Regions from separate parts of the Homo sapiens genome. Here region 1 is linked to region 2. The links are chromatin loops, found by intact Hi-C in ENCODE. Cell type or tissue: prostate gland. All regions are shown on one strand.

Region 1 (8,000 bases), 410 kb after region 2:
GGTTCCAGAAGATCTGGGATATTGCCCCCTCTCTGTCTAGCACCAGTGCTGTGCAATATTTAGGACATCCTTATGCTAAAAGATTATTCATTGTTTAAAATTCAAATTTAACTGGGCATCCTGTATTTTACTGGACAGCCCTACTCTGTGTATCACAAGGAATCCAGGCCTACATTCCTCCTGCATCCTTTCTTTCCTGTTATTGTCGATTATGATTTTGTAAAGTTACATAATCAGTATAAGTTTATGGAAAACGTAAGAAGGAAACACGTTAGACAGAGAGAAATAGACATGCCACACCTAGAGAGACATTCTATTTTTTTTTTTTCTTTTTTGAGACGGAGTTTCGCTTTTGTTGCCCAGGCTGGAGTGCAATGGCGCTATCTCGGCACACCACAACCTCAGCCTTCTGGGTTCAAGCGATTCTCCTGCCTCAGCCTCCTGAGTAGCTGGGATTATAGGCATGTGCCACCACACCTGGCTGATTTTGTATTTTTAGTAGAGATAGGGTTTCTCTGTGTTGGTCAGGCTAGTCTCAAACTCCTGACCTCAGGTGACCGGCCTGCCTCGGCCTCCCAAAGTGCTGGGATTACAGGCATGAGCCACCGCGTCCAGCCTGAGAGACATTCTCTTGAAAAGAAAGGACTTTCAGCCCCCTAAAGCTACTAGACAAGAAATAGCCATGCCTTTATTTTCATTAAATTACCTGTGCTTTGTTTAGATGCCTTTGTGTGAAATGCTAAGAACCATCACAACTAATGTATGGTGCCAGAAGTCAGAATAGTGGTTACCTGGGCAGGAGGTGGATATTGATTAGGAAGGAACACAAAATAGCCCCATGGGGTGCAGAAAATGTTCTCTGTGTTCACCTGGGTGATGATTACACATCAAGCTATACACATTTTAAAAGGGCATTGGCACTTAATAGAAGGAACTAGGCTAAATTTTTTCCTGAAACATTGTTTTGTTTTGTTCAAACCTCTGAATCTCTCAGCTCCCCAGATGATGGTAAACGTCATCCTAGGCATCTTAGGGACCTCTCAAGGCCTCTCAAGGCCATTCCAGCCTCCCCTTCTAAGACCCTGCTAAACCTCTGGGCACTGCTGTTAAACATTTCTCTATGAGCCAGGAACTGTGCTGAGCACTCCACAAATATTATTTTGTTTAACTCTTCCAGGTAGGGATCTAACCTGGTATACAGGTAAGGAAGTGGAAGCTCAGAGAGGGCAAGGCACTTGCCTAGGGCCACACAGCTAAGTGGTGGAGATGGCTCTAACTTTTTTTTATAACCTTTTCCACATGCTCCAGAGTGGTCAGAACATGAAACACAGTCTAGCCAGCTCCTGACTGGCCCTAGAGGAAAAAAACTGTATGTATTTTTCTTTTTTAAAAGGTTTAGAGGCTGGGCATGGTGGTTCACGCCTGTAATCCCAGTACTTTTGGGAGCTGAGGTGGGCAGATCACTTGAGCCCAGGAGTTTGAGACCAGCCTGAGCAACGCAGTGAGACCCTGTCTCTGCAGAAAATAGAAAAATCAGCTAGGCGTGGTGGTGTGCACCCACAGTCCCAGCTACTTGGGAGGCTGAGGCAGGAGGATCACCTGAACCCAGTGAGGCTGAGGCTGAGTGAGCCATGATCGTGCCACTTTACTCCAGCCTGGACAACAGAGTGAGACCCTGTCTCAAAAAACAGTTTTAGGGGCCGGGCGCGGTGGCTCATGCCTGTAATCCCAGCACTTTGGGAGGTGGGGGTGGGCAGATCATGAGGTCAGGAGATGGAGACCATCCTGGCTAACTCGGAGAAACCCTGTCTCGACTAAACATACAAAAAATTAGCTGGGCGTGGTGGCGGGCGCCTGTAGTCCCAGCCACTCGGGAGGCTGAGGCAGGAGAATGGCGTGAACCTTGGAGGCGGAGTTTGCAGTGAGCCGAGATCGTGCCACTGCACTCTAGCCTGGGCGACAGAGCGAGACTCTGTCTCAAAAAAAAAAAAACCAAAAACAACAGTTTTAGGCCAGGCGCGGTGGTTCATGCCTGTAATCCTAGTACTTTAGGAGGCCTAGACAGATGGATTACCTGAGGTCAGGAGTTCGAGACCGACCTGAGCAACATGGTGAAATCCTGTCTCTACTAAAAACACAAAAATTAGCTGGGCATTGTGGCAGGCACCTGTAATCCCAGCTACTTGGGAGGCTGAGGCAGGCGAATCACTTGAACCCGGGAGGCGGAGGCTATAGTGAGCCGAGATCGCGCCATTGCACTGTAGCCTGGGCGACAGAGTGAGGCTCCGTCTCAAAAACAAAACAAAACAAAAACCATCTTAGAGTTAATTCCCACCGGGATTCAATACACACACACACACACACACACACACGCACGCACGCACGCACGCCCGCATACACACACTGCATCCACCTGGAAAGTGACAAAGGGCACCCTGGGGGGAATTCAAATGGTGGTGGCCCTGGTTTGGTGTTGCTGCCTTAGCTTAAGGTCACACCAGCCTTCAGCCTCCTGCCCCACAGTCTAGGGCTGCTCCCTTCATCTGATGTCCACAGGGACCTGTTCATTCTTGACTCAATCCAGGAAGATGAGAAGGGAGAGAAGTCACTCGCAGCCTGAGTGAACTCCCTTGCTCCACCCCTGACTGCTTGGATCCCCCTAGGGGTGACCCCTGCTGAAACTGGCTCCTTCCTGACCGGTTCCCGTCAGGGCTGTGCTGATGGGTGGTGCCCAGGCCTGCCCCTGGGGACGGGGTACTCTCCCTTGGCAACACTCCAGCTTGTGCCACTTGACTTGGGACTGATTTGGTTCTGTTTTGAGTCCCTTCAGGGGAGGGGCCTATCTTATTCAACGTTGTTGTTTGTTTTCCTCACATACTGATAACTTAGCAAATGGCTATTGGAACAAAAATGAAAATAAATGGAACCCTGAAGTGGGATGTTTTAAATTTTTATTTATTATTTTTTTAGAGACAGGGTCTTGCTCTGTTGCCCAGTCTGGAGTGCAGTGGTACAATCATAGCTCACTGCAGCCTCTGCCTCCTGGGCTCAAGTGATCCTCCCACCTCAGCCTCCTGAGTTAAATTTTTTTACAGACGCCTGCTACCATGCCCGGCTAATTTTTGTGTTTTTAGTAGAGACGGGGTTTCACCAGGTGGGTCAGGTTGGTCTCGAACTCCTGACCTCAAGTGATCCACCCGCCTAGGCCTCCCAAAGTACTGGGATTACAGGCGTGAGCCACTGTGCCCGGCCTAAAACTGTGTTTGAGACAGGGTCTCACTCTGTTGTCCAGGCTGGAGTGAAGTGGCATGTTCATGGCTCACTCAGCCTCAGCCTCACTGGGTTCAGGTGATCCTCCTGCCTCAGCCTCCTAAGTAGCTGGGACTATGGGTGCACACCACCACGCCTAGCTGATTTTTCTGTCTTCTGCAGAGACAGGACCTCACTGTGTTGCTCAGGCTGGTCTCAAACTCCTGGGCTCAAGTGATCTGCCCACCTCGGCTCCGAAAAGTACTGGAATTACAGCCTCCTGAGTAGCTGAGACCACAGGCACACACCACCACGCCTAGCTTTTTTTTTTTTTTTTTTGCTTTTTGTAGAGATGGAGTCTCACTATGTTGCCCAGGCTGGTCTCAAACTCCAGGCCTTAAGCAATCCTCCCACCTCAGCCTCCCAAAGTGCTAAGATTACAGGTGTGAGCCACCATTCCTGGCCTTAAAAGTGTGATATTTTTAATGTATTTTGAAATCTGCAGGACTCTCCCTAGAAGATAATAGCAATAACCAACTCCTTTATTGTGCTTGACGTATATCAACTCACTTTGCCCTTACCGTGGCTCCAGAGGCATTGGGTCCACCTTATAAATGGAGGCACCAAGGCACAGAGTGATTAAATAAGTTGCCCAGGATCACACAGCCAGAAAGTGTCTGAGTCAAGATTCCAGCCCAGGCAGCCTAGACCTGAGAGCACGCTCCTAACCACTGCACATCACTGTCTTAGCACCTCCTCAGCACAAACTGGCCCTTGAGGAATGAAATACCGCCGCCGGCACACACGCTCCTGAGTTAAGCCTTTGTCAATGAAATGAACACCCACTTAAAAGGAATAACCTGTCCAGGCACGATGGAACATTGAATAACCCCTTATTCTAAATTCCTGGTCCCTGTAAGACTCCTTCCCCATGCCCTTGCCCTTTTATGACCTTCCCCTAAAGTCCTTGAGGCTTAAGCGGGCATAGTCTGCAGCAAACACTGGGGAAGCTGAGTCCAGACTTCAGAGCACAGGCTTTGGATCTAGGCCAGCTGGATTTGAACCTCACATTTGTGATCAGCTGGCATGACTGTTTCCAAAAAGTCCATTTTAATCCTCTACGTGACCCTCTGTAAAATGGGGATACTGAACGGTGAGCTAGCACGATTTTACAGAGAGTGAATTTTTTTTTTTTTTTTTTTTTGTGAGACAGAGTCTTACTCTGTCGCCCAGGCTGGAGTGCAGTGGTGCAATCTCGGCTGACTGCAACCTCTGCCTCCCGGGTTCAAGCGACTGCCATGCCTCAGCCTCGAGAGTGGCTGGGATTACAAGCATGCACCACCATGCCCGGGTAATTTTTGTATTTTTAGTTGAGACAGAGTTTCACCATGTTGGCCAGGCCACTCTTGAACCCCTGGCCTCAAGTGATCCACCTGCCTTGGCCTCCCAAAGTGCTGGGAGTACAGGCATGAGCCACTGCGCCCAGCCTTATAGGGTTAAAATTTAAAAGAGGTGATGCTGTTACAAGCCTGTTTTACAAAATGCTCTTATAATAAATCATTATCATCACTGTTGCTGTGGTTGTAGCATCATCATCATTAACTCCCAGAGGGAGGAGGGAGTCTCAGAGCAAGCTGCTCAGGGGAGACTGGATGTCCATGGATTGTCCAGCTCAGTACCACTTCCTCCAGGAAGTCCTCCCTGATAAGTCCAGTCAGCATCACCCTCTCCTTCCAATGAACCCCACTAGCCTTGTGATATCACAGATATTCTTAGTTGACAGGCTCATGGTGTATGTAGCCTGTCTAGATCATAAGTACATTTTTTTTTTTTTTGGATCATAAGAACCTTCAAGACCAAAATAATTTTCTCCTCCTGAGCATGCTCATTGGTCAAGGGAAGGAAGGAATCGTAATAGTGTTAATAAGGCTAGTGTCTTTTCAGGAGTTGGTTCTTTGTGCCAGTCTTGGTGCTAGACACACCGATAGGAAGAATACTCCTTCACATCCCCAGGACACCAACATGGGATACGTTTGATCATCATTCTTAATTTGCAGAAGGAGAAATAGGCTCAGTGAGATGAAATAGCCACTCCAGTGGCAAGGCTGGGACTGGAAGCCGGGCTTGTCCTGATTCCAAATCCAGTTTCTTTCCACTGCCACGGAGAGGGAGAGAAGGGACAGTGGCCCCAGATGAGGATGGGGTGACTGGATGTGGGCAGGCCTGCGGGGGAAGAGTGCCCTCTGTTGAGCATCCGAATGATGGCAGCAGAAAAGAAGACTGGGCAGAATCCCAGTTATCAGATCCCCTGAGGGAACAGTCACCCCGATCACCCTCAGTCAGATGAGTGTGTGTAGATCAATGCCTCATAGATGAAGGCACTGAGGCACAGAGTGGTTAAGTCATCTGCCAGACCACATGGCTCAGGGTGCAGAGGCCACCTTAACGGGAGAAGAGATGGTCACTCCACTCTGCAGCATCAGCGCCCAGGTGGGTAGAAATCTTGTCTTCTATTTCCACAGAAAGTAAGGTGCCCAACAGTGTTTGTTGAATGAATGAATGAATGAATGAATGAGTGAGAGGCATCCTTCCTTCTCAGTCATCCTGGCTCTCCTTCTCACCCCCAGTATTCGGCTGGCCACCATGAGTGCTATGTCGGTGCTGATCTCAGCGGGTGCTGTCTTGGGGAAGGTCAACTTGGCGCAGTTGGTGGTGATGGTGCTGGTGGAGGTGACAGCTTTAGGCACCCTGAGGATGGTCATCAGTAATATCTTCAACGTGAGTCATGGTGCTGGGAGGAGGGACCTGGGAGAAAAGGGCCAAAAGCTCCATTTGGTGGGGCTTCCGGGGTTTTGAAAAATAAAGACAACCTGTAATCCCAGCTACTTGGGAGGTTGAGGAGGGAAGATCACTTGAGGCCAGGAGTTTGAGACCCGCCTGGGCATCATAGCAAGATCCTCATCTCTAAAAAGTAATTTTTTCTAAATTATCCAGTTGTGGTGGCATGCACCTGTAGTGTCAGTTACTCAGGAGGCTGAGGTGTGAGTTGGAAGGATTGCTTGAGCCCAGGAGTTAGAGATGAACCTGGGCAATATAGCAAGACCTCATCTCTAAATAAATAGGTAGGTGGATAGATAGATAGATAGATAGATAGATAGATAGATAGACAGACAGACAGACAGACAGACAGACAGACAGGCTGGGTACAGTGGCTCACACCTGTAATCCCAGCACTTTGGGAGGCCAAGGAGGGCAGATCACCTGAGGTCAGGAGTTCAAGACCAGCCTGGTCAACATGGGGGAACCTCATCTCTACTAAAAATACAAAATTTAGCTGCGCATGGTGGCAGGTGCCTGTAATCCCAGCTACTCAGGAGGCTGAGGCAAGAGAATCGCTTGAACCCGGAGGGTGGAGGTTGCAGTGAACTGAGATCGCGCCATTGCACTGCAGCCTGGGGGACAAGAGCAAGACTTCATCTCCAATAAAAAAAAAAGAAAAAAGAAAAGAAAAGATTGATAGATAGATAGATACCCAAATGAGGTTACAAAAGTGTGGTCTGTGCAAATGTTTAAACACAACAAACCAGTGCCTTTAACTACTACAGTATAATCCTGTAGGATTGTGCTATTCATGATGTAATTATGGTTGTATAAAAGTAATTAATTCTCAGAGCCTCACCAGCAGTGGGTCCAGCAAGTTTGTACAGCCAGCATCTTCTTTCAGTCAGTGCGTGTCAGTAACTGCACATGTCCTCTCATTGGGAGAGCCTGTCGAAAGTCTAAGTTTGAAGGCAGCTGTGAAGGTAAGGCCAATCCAAATGGCTCTCCCAGCTCCTCTGCTGTAACCCTGACCCTGAGTGAGGACATAGCCAACCTTCCCATCTCATAGGTGAGAAGGCTGATGCCTGGAGAGGGGAAGGGACTGCCCAAGATCACATAGCAAGATAGTGGCAGAACCCAAGCGAGAACCCACAGTTCCAGCCTGGCTTAGAAGAAAGTGCACTGGACTTGGAGTCAAAGGCTGGGGTGTGCATCCCAGCTCTGCCATAAATCCCTGTGTGACTCTGGGCAATTTAACCTCTTAGAGCTTTAGTTTCTTCGTCTGTAATATGAGGGTAGCAGTACTACCACATAGGGTTTTGAGGGAGTAATTGAATTAATCACATGAAATGATGCACGTTTACAAAAAAAAGCATGAAGCCCCTTTACTGTGCCTCAGTATCCCAAAGGACTTTGGATTTACTCTGAGAAATACAGGGAGAACTAGGGAGTGTTGGGCAGAGGAGAGCTATGATCTGACTTATGTTTTAAGATACTCTGGCTTCTGGGTTCAGAAAAGACTGAAGGGGCAAGAGAGGAAGCAGGTGGAGACCAGAGCAGCAGTGATGGCCATCATCCAGACTCAGACTAGGACAATAGCTGTGAGGGTGGTGGGAAGTGATTGGATCCTGACTATATTTTAATAGCAGAATTGACAGGATTTGCTGATAGACTGCACGTGGGGTGGGAGAGGGTCAAGATGACTTCAAGGTTCTCATCTGGCACAACTCAGCAGCTGCTGGTGCCATTTACTGAGATGGGGAACATTGGGGTGGGATAGATCTGGGAGGGAAAACCCAGAGTTCAGTGTCGAATGTGGTAGCGTTAGGGTTAAGGTTGGGGCGGGTAGAGATGTGTATGAAACATCCCAGTGGAGACACTGAATGGAGATGTACAAGTCTGAAGCTTAGTGGAAAGGTTAGGGCTAGGGA
Region 2 (8,000 bases):
ACAGTCCCGAAGCCTGATGAAGTCTGCACATCCACGCCTCCTGCTGGTTGCTCCCGGGGCCCCGAGGTGCCTGGGCCCTGTGGGGTCTGAGTGGGGGTGCCTACCACGGTGCCATTGGGCAGGCAGATCATCATCTCCACGGGGAAGCTGTACTTCTCCAGGTGCAGGCCAGCCAGCTTCTGGTGGGACGAGTTCTCCTGGTTGTTCTGTGGGGACAGTTGCACACTCCTGATGCCGCGGCCCCCACCACTGTTCCGGACGCTCCTGTTCCTGCCACCTGCCCGCTCACCTGCAGTTCCTCCAGCTCCTTCACCAGGGACCAGGTGCTGATGAAGCTCTCGTTGAGCAGGGTGAGGATGGGCGAACTTTCCAGGACAGTCTCCCGGAGAGTCCGCCCTGAACCTGTTCAGGAAGACAGAAGGGTGAGGCGCCCCCACATCTTGCTGGGGTGCAATCTTGCTTTGGGGAGACCTCACGGGCTGCAGGACAGTCTCTGCACCCAAGTGAAATAACAGATTCAAAGAGCCTGAGGTAGAGTAGGTGCTGAATAAATGATAGTTGGAATTAACATCAATAATATACCAGCATCCTGGGCTGAGATTAGGGTTAGGGGTTCTACCTGGCCCTGGGGACTTGCAGACAGTGACAGCTTCTTAAATCCAATGAACGCTCTGTGTCCCAGGGCCTTCACACAGGCTGTTCCTCTACCTGGAACACTCCATCCGGTCACTTGAGAAACTCCTACTCATCCTTCAAAGTCTCAGCGTAAATATCACTGTCTTCACAAAGCCTTCCCTGACCCCCAGTTATACACTCTGGTGCCACTCTGGACTGTCCCCTGTAGAACACTCACCGTGCTTGTACTGACTCATTTGGTGTCTGCCTTTGCACTGTGTCTCCCCCTTTGAGGGCAGGGACCCCTTCTGCCTTCCTCACTGTGGGACGCAAGCACCCAGCCCACTGCTGCACTGACGGTTGACGGGGTGAGGGTGGGGCACTGTTTTGTTCATCTTTGTGCCCACTGCCAGACACCCAAAGGACGTTGCATCTAGGGGGCCTCTGGTGAATTTCCTGAATCAATTAACACAAGCCCAGCCTCTGGCCCGATTTTTTCTCTTACACGTATATAACACTTTACAGTGTATGCGGCACTTTCACCTCCATGTCCACAGCTATGAGAGGTAAGTGTGTTATCCCCTCTTACTATTGAGAAAACTGAGGCTCACAGAGGGGAAGACACTTGGTCAAGGTTACCAAGCTGACAATGGCTGAGTTTGAACCCAGTCTGCCAGGGCCCTTTCTTCAGCATCTGGTAGCTCCCTCTGGGCTCAGCACAGAAACCCCCAAGCCCTCACCCCACGCCCCTACCATGGGCAGTCCCTGAGGCCCTCACAACTCAACAGAAGAGTCCCATTGGTCTCAGAGCCTCTGGTACCCCACAAGGTGTGGACTTTCCCACTGCTCCCCTTAGATCCAGCCGGGCCCCTCACCTCAGCAGGACTGGTCATCCAGGGCCCCCCACAGCAGGATTGAGTGCACCAGCTTGTTCTCAGCCTTGGCTCGGTCGAAGGCCTCAGTGAACGGCAAGTAGGAGACCTGGGGCCACACCGAGACAGAGCGAAGCCATCATCAAAGCGGCCAGGGTCCCACTCGGGCTGAGTCTGTAGTGTGTGCAAGTGTGTGTGTGTGTGTGTGTGTGTGTGTGTGTGTGTGTGTGTTTGTGTGTAGGCATATATATTTGTGTGTATGTCTGTGTATATGTACATTTGTATGTGTATATATGTTTGTGTATGTTTGTATATGTGTGTATGTGTGTGTGTATATATATGTTAGTGTGTGTGTTTGTATGTGTGTGAAGTGGGTGCTACTAAGCCAGGGGATGGATGTCTCCTCCAAGTTCTATTTATTATTATTATTTTCATTTATTTTTTATTTTGAGATGGAGTCTCACTCTGTTGCCCAGGCTGGAGTGCAGTGGCGCAATCATAGCTCATTGCAGCCTTGAACTCCTGGGCTCAAACAGTCCTCCTGCCTCAGCCTCCCCAAAGCTTTGGTACTACAGGTGCGTGCTACCACCACCCCCAGGTAATTAAAAAAATTCTTTTGTAGATATGGGGTCTCGCTATGTTGCCCAGATTGCTCTTGAACTCCTGGCCACAAGTGATTCTCTGCCTCAGCCTCCCAAAGTTTTGGATTATAGGCATGAGCCATTGCACCTGGCCTCTTCCTCCAAGTTCTGAATGGCAGCGGGGAGGCCCCGCTGGCACAGCTGGGCCCAACAGTGAGACAGCCTCAGTAGCAAGCCCTGCACACATACCAGCGTCTGTGCCCAGCTGCTGCTCCACAGCTCCCAGCCTCTGCCCATGCAGCCTGACCCTGGCCTTCACCCCTGCCCAGCCTCACCTTCTTGAAGGGGTACATGGCCACCTCCAGGCGCCGGGCAGCCTCCTCCCAGCTCAGCTCCTGCTGCCACTTGATCTCCTCAAACACAAACTGCAGGGGCTCCCCTGAAGGCAGGTGGCTGTCGATCATGCTGCCATCCTCATCCAGGATCACGGAGGGCACAGAGGGGCCCGTGGCCTCCAGCTCCATCTGGGCCAGAGGTCAGTGGTAGGGGGAAGGCTCAGAGATGGGCAAGAATCCTCAGGGGCTCCCCTAGAGACCCTCCAAAATGCTCCACTCATTGCAGAGGGAGGGCGGGGCCCTGCAGCCGAGCCCACCTGGATGGGAGCCTCCTGTGCGCTCACCTGGGGTATGTAGCCGATGTCCACCTCCATGTTGCTGCTTTCACTGGCCCCGTAAAGCCACTCCATGTCCACATTCAGAGACCTGGGATGGCCAGGGCAGAGTGACACCATCATCAAAGCCCATTATCTGTGTCACACTTTATCTCACATAATACCTGCAACTGTCTCCACTTTCCAGATGAGGACACTGAGGTTTCTCAAGGTGAACACCTGCTCTCAGAGCCACTGGGATTCTGGCTGCAGAGCCCTGGCCCTCTTCCCCACCAGGCTGCCCCTTCCTAAGGCACTGGAGCCACTTCACCATCCGCCAGCCCTGCCCCTCGCAATTCACAAAGGGCCTGCACAGCCATGGCCCGTGTACTCTCCAGGACCCTTTGAAGCAGAGAGATGGCCAGTGCCTCAAGGCGGGTCACAGGGTGGGGCAGGAATGAAAACGAGCACCGTGGTCCCTGCACAGGCCTCTGGCGGGCAGCAGGAAATCTGAGCCGAGCAGTGCAATCTGCAGATCCGCCGCACGAGGGAGCCCCAGCACTGGCAAACCACCACCTCCGCAGCAGGGGGCACAGAGGGCAGAGCTAGGTAACCCCCGGGGGTCAGCAGTCCCTGGTGCCTGGTCCTCAGACATGAGCCCAGGAACAGCTGGTCCTGGAGCTGGCCACTGCCTCTCTCCTCCTGTCCCATACAGTCCAGGCCCCCTCCTCAACAACCCTGCGATGGAGGCAGGTGTGCCCAGCCCTAGGTGAGCAGATGGAGGGCTTGTGCCCTCCTCTTCCTTTTCCCTTTGACCGGGAAGCCCCTGCCCTTCCCACTCTGGGGAGGGAGGGAAGCCACCCCCACTCCTAGGGGCAATTTTCTCTTCCCATGTTATCCCGACCATCCTCTCACGCCTGCCCTGTGGGTGAAGTAGGCCAGGAGTCAGTCTCCCATCCGGCAGATGAGGAAACAGGCCTACAGAGGGCCAGGGCCTTGCCCACAGCCACACAGCCAATGGGTTCCACAGCAGAGACTTAACTGCAGACCTCCTGGCTCCCAGCCAGGTCTCATCCCTGTAGAGCGGTCACTCAGGCCCACTCGGTGGCCACTTGCTATCAGTTAGGAATCTGGACAAACTTGAAGCCAGGGCCTCCGGGGTCCTCTACTCTGCTGACAGGTGGCCAGCCCTGAGGAGGTGAGGCAAGCAGGTGGCTGGTGTAGCACCGTCCCGGAAGCCCCTCTGGGGCTCTGCAGCAGTGGAGGGCCTGCCCTTGGCCTTTGGATGTGCTGTTCCTCTGCCCAGCAAAACCCTCAGAGCCCTGATCTCTGCTGAGATGACCTTTTTCTTCTGGGAAGCCTTCCTGGACCCCACAGCTGGGTCCCTGCCTAGCTGCTGGCCTTCCTCTTGGTGGCGTGCACAGGCTGCGGTTACAGCTCTGCCTGGGGCCTGTCAGCAGTATGAGGGCGGGGAGGCCCAGCTTCAGGAAGGGTCTGCGGACTGCTGCACTGGGTCCCAGGCACAGAGGTGGAGGGCCAGGCCACGGGTGCCTGGGAAGAGCTGGTGGGTGATCAGCTCATTCTCTTGCCTGCCTCATGCCGCCTCCTGCCACGTCAGCCCCATGAGATGGGCTCTGGGGAGCAAAGGAAGGGGCAGAGACAGAAGAGGCCCCTAGGCTCCTGGAGCTGGGGAGCAGGACAAGCTGTAGGAGGGAGCCAAGGCTGGGCCAGGGTCAAGCTCCCACCTGTGGTTGGGCACGAAGAGCCGGAAGTCGCGGACGTGGGTGGCGTCTTTGGAGAGGATGATGTGGCCGGTGAACTGAGCAGGGGAGAACCAAAAGGGGAAGTCGGGCGGCTCACTGAGCTGGAACTCGGCATGGATCCTGTGGGGAAGGGGATCTGCTGCACCAGAGCTGCCCACCTTCTCCCCAGGAGCCCGGGAAGCCTTGGCCAGAATCATCAGGGAGAGGAGGCTGAGTGTGGGGGTGGAGGTGGATGGGCCAGTGGGCAGCAGCGAGGCTCTCCAAATGCTGCTCATCCTTCGAGGCCCGGGTCACATGCCCCTCCTCTGGAAGCCCTGCCTGGACCCCCTCCCCCAGCCTTCACAGCTTCTGGAGGGCATGTGTGACTGGGTGTCCTTCCCACTTCTGTGTGGATGGCACAACCATGGCTACCAGCCCCGTGCCAAGCAAGTTCCACAACTTTTCTTTCTGAACCCTCACGTGCCTTACGAGGAAGTCATCAGCACCCGGATCCACAGGTGAGAAAACTGAGGCTCAGAGAGCCAAAGCTGCTTGCCCAAGACGGCAGTGGGAGGAGAGGTGGAGCTGGGGGGCTCAAGCTGGGCCCTCCCCTCTGGGCGCTGTACCGTCATGCCTCCCCGGTGCTCCAGGCCAGCCAGTGTGGCCCACTCACCGGAACATCACAGTGTAGTAGAAGTCGCTGATGGCAGTCAGGCAGGCCACAGCTCCCTGAGGGGCAAAGCGGGTCTTCACAAAGGGCCGAGGGTGGAACATGCTCAGGAGCCGGTGGATGATGACCTGGGGGCGGCGGGAGGCACGTACTGGCTTGCTGGGTCCCGCTGGGCCTGGATCCGCTGGGGTGGGGGTCAGCCCAGACCCGACGGCCCAGGGGCCCCATGGGGAGGGGGCAGGTCCAGAGGAAGGCAGGAGAGCAGGTGGAGCAGGCCTGGCACTGGGGTCCAGGCGCAGACAGAGGGGTGGCCACTCCTGGGCTCGGGCGGAGGGGCCCCACGTCGCACCCCAGCTGTCCTCACCTCCTTGCCCTTGGGCGGCGGTGGATAGAAGCGGTTGTTGGACAGGTAGCCAGTGAACATGCTCAGCTCACTGGGGATGATCCACCAGGGCTCACCCAGCTCCTGGCCTGGCGGGGGAAGGAAGGGCTGGAAGTGGCGGGTGGCAAACACTGCACTTGGTGAGGCGGCGGCTGTCCAGTTTCGGAGGCCGGACAGGGCGAGGCGGGAGACCTGGGGCGGGGGAAAGCAAAGCTCCAGGAATCTGAGAACCTGACTCCGGGGTCTCCTGTACCATGTGGGTGGAGGTCTCCCTCAAGCCCCGAGCCAGCCCACACCAAGGGAGCAGATGGACCCCAGGGAGGTTCCTGCCCTTATGATGGCCACAAGCTTAGCAATATCCCGCCAGAGAGAGGCTCCTCTCCCTGCTGCAGTGCCTCTGCAGCCCACCCAGGCACAGCCCACCCAGGCACAGCCCACCCAGGCACAGCCCACCCAGGCACAGCCCACCCAGGCGCAGCCCAGGCCAGAGCAGCTCGCTCGAGGGCAAGGTTGGAATGGGGATGGTGGGGCTCTGTGCCTCACATAGTCCCACCTCCATCCTATGCATAAGCCCATGGGCCAGCCTTGGGTGCCACCACCCTGCCTGGCTTCCCTGGCCCTCCAGCAGCCCTACTCTCCCTCCCCAGTCTCCTCTCCAAGTCTCCTCCCAGGGACTAATGTCCCACTGGCCAGCTCAGGGTTTCGGTTTGGAGCTAAGTCCGATGAGGGTGGTGGCCAATCATGTTTGAGGTGAAATCTCTAGGGTCAAGAGCAGGATGAGACCACAGGGAAGGGGAAGGAAGGCCACCCCCAGAAGGGCCCTGCCTTAAGTACAGCCTGCCCCACCCTGGGCAAAAGGCCTTCCCTAAGCCCGAGTCCTCATCGGTGACCTGCCTCGCCTCTGTCTGACAAGCTGATGGCTCGGAGAGGACGCTCAGAGACCACAGAGCTGTCTACACGTCGGCCAGCATTTGGGGAACAGCAGATTCCCTCTTCTGTCGCCACCTCCCTGGCAGCAGGAGCTCAGGCTTGGTGGGAGGTAGGAGGAAAGCAGGCAGGGAGCTCCCACAGAGACAGATTTAACAGGCGGTTCTCAAGGCAGAGCTGGCTGTGCCGGGCCAGGCCGAGCCCGCCTTCCTGGGTCCTGCTTGTAGGCTTGCCACCCCCTGCAGGGGACCTGCCAGCGATGGGTGCTGGGCTTGCTGGGGCTCTGCTCGGGGGCCAGGGCTAGGGGTGCTGCTCCTGCCTCACCCCAGTTCTTGTTGTCTGTGCGGACTTATCTGCTCAGACCAGCCCATCACTGCCAAATCCATGGAGATGGGTTCCCCATCTCCTTTTGTGGAAGGTCAGACCGGTTTTGACCACTTCCTGGACTCCTGCCTATCTGCTGCACTGTCTCCTTGGCTGAGAAGAACACGTTTATTCATTTGTTCATTCCACAAAATGTTTTATGCACCTACTGTATAGGAAGTTTCTATCAGGGTACACTGTGCACCCTGTCTTCTTGGAGCTTATAGTGGGAGACGGCAAGTAAACAGGACCCAAAACGGGCAATGCCCTTCCCTGTGAGCTCCTCCTTGGAATTTCTGTCCCTCCCTGAACCTGCAGCGATGAGGTTAAGAAAGGGGCTCCCGGCCGGGCATGGTGGCTCACACCTGTAATCCCTATAATCCCTGTACGCCTATAATTCGGGAGGCCGAGGCAGGTGGATCACGAGGTCAGGAGATTGAAACCATCCTGGTCAACATGGTGAAACCCCGTCTCTACTAAAAATACAAAGAAATTAGCCGGGTGTGGTGGTGGGCACCTGTAGTCCCAGCTACTCGGGAGGCTGAAGCAGGAGAATAGCTTGAACCCGGGAGGCGGAGCTTGCAGTGAGCAGAGATCGCGCCACTGCACTCCAGCCTGGGCGACAGAGCGAGACTCCGTCCCAAAAAAAAAAAAAAAAAAAAGAAAGGGGCTCCCCAGCACTGCTTCCCTGGGCTGGGCCAGGTGGCAATTCCGCCACAGGTGCCAGCCTCAAGGTCATTCCCAAGTTTCTTTTGCCATGTGGCTGCCAGGCTCTAGAGTTGGGCACTGCCAAGGGGCTGCTGCTGGGCAGCAGACATCCAACATCCCCTGGGGACCTCAACTTCAACATGTGCAGACTGACCTCATTCTCTATCCCCTACTCCCTCCCCGCCTACAGTCCCCATCTGGGCAAGCAGCCCACCATGCCCCTGGTCACAGCCAGAAGCCTGAGTCATCCAACTCCTGCCCACCCACTGTCCATGAGGAGCCGCTCCCTGCCCTTCCTTCCCCAGCATCCTCCAGGCTGCCCTTACTCTCCATCTCCTCCGTCTCCCCTCCAGAACTGGTCTTCTTGCCTCCCACTTCTCCCCATTCTACACATGCCCCGTCCCTGGCCTGGAGAGCCCAGGTCTGATGAGAAAGCTGTCTTATTTAAAATCTGCACGATATTCAGCCACCATAGAATGAAGGCCAAAGGC

What was found. A loop is a pair of places that touch in the nucleus more often than their neighbours do. Peaks named below come from ENCODE experiments on the same cell type or tissue, not always from the same donor. Only the 100,000 strongest peaks of a DNase experiment are listed, where the experiment ranks them.
Region 1: it touches region 2 in a loop (4-fold over the local background); 14 of 110 quality-filtered maps call a loop at or near these places.

The regions. Positions count from the first base shown.
Region 1 is chr1:25,400,623-25,408,622 of GRCh38, reverse strand. RHCE (Rh blood group CcEe antigens) reads left to right here. Exons shown (of 10, transcript NM_020485.8): 3 at 5,877-6,027. Among named protein-coding and RNA genes, the nearest start is that of RHCE, 16 kb to the left of the region's middle. In prostate gland, no CTCF peak of the experiment used is centred here; no DNase peak of the experiment used is centred here.
Region 2 is chr1:25,806,283-25,814,282 of GRCh38, reverse strand. SELENON (selenoprotein N) reads right to left here. Exons shown (of 12, transcript NM_206926.2): 4 at 5,494-5,703; 5 at 5,133-5,257; 6 at 4,463-4,600; 7 at 2,748-2,829; 8 at 2,404-2,592; 9 at 1,491-1,596; 10 at 290-402; 11 at 105-206. Among named protein-coding and RNA genes, the nearest start is that of MTFR1L, 9.7 kb to the left of the region's middle. RefSeq lists an enhancer at 2,782-3,656. In prostate gland, a CTCF peak has its summit at 3,256 (motif pointing right); DNase peaks (open chromatin) are centred at 3,262 and 4,902; H3K27ac peaks cover 3,970 bases.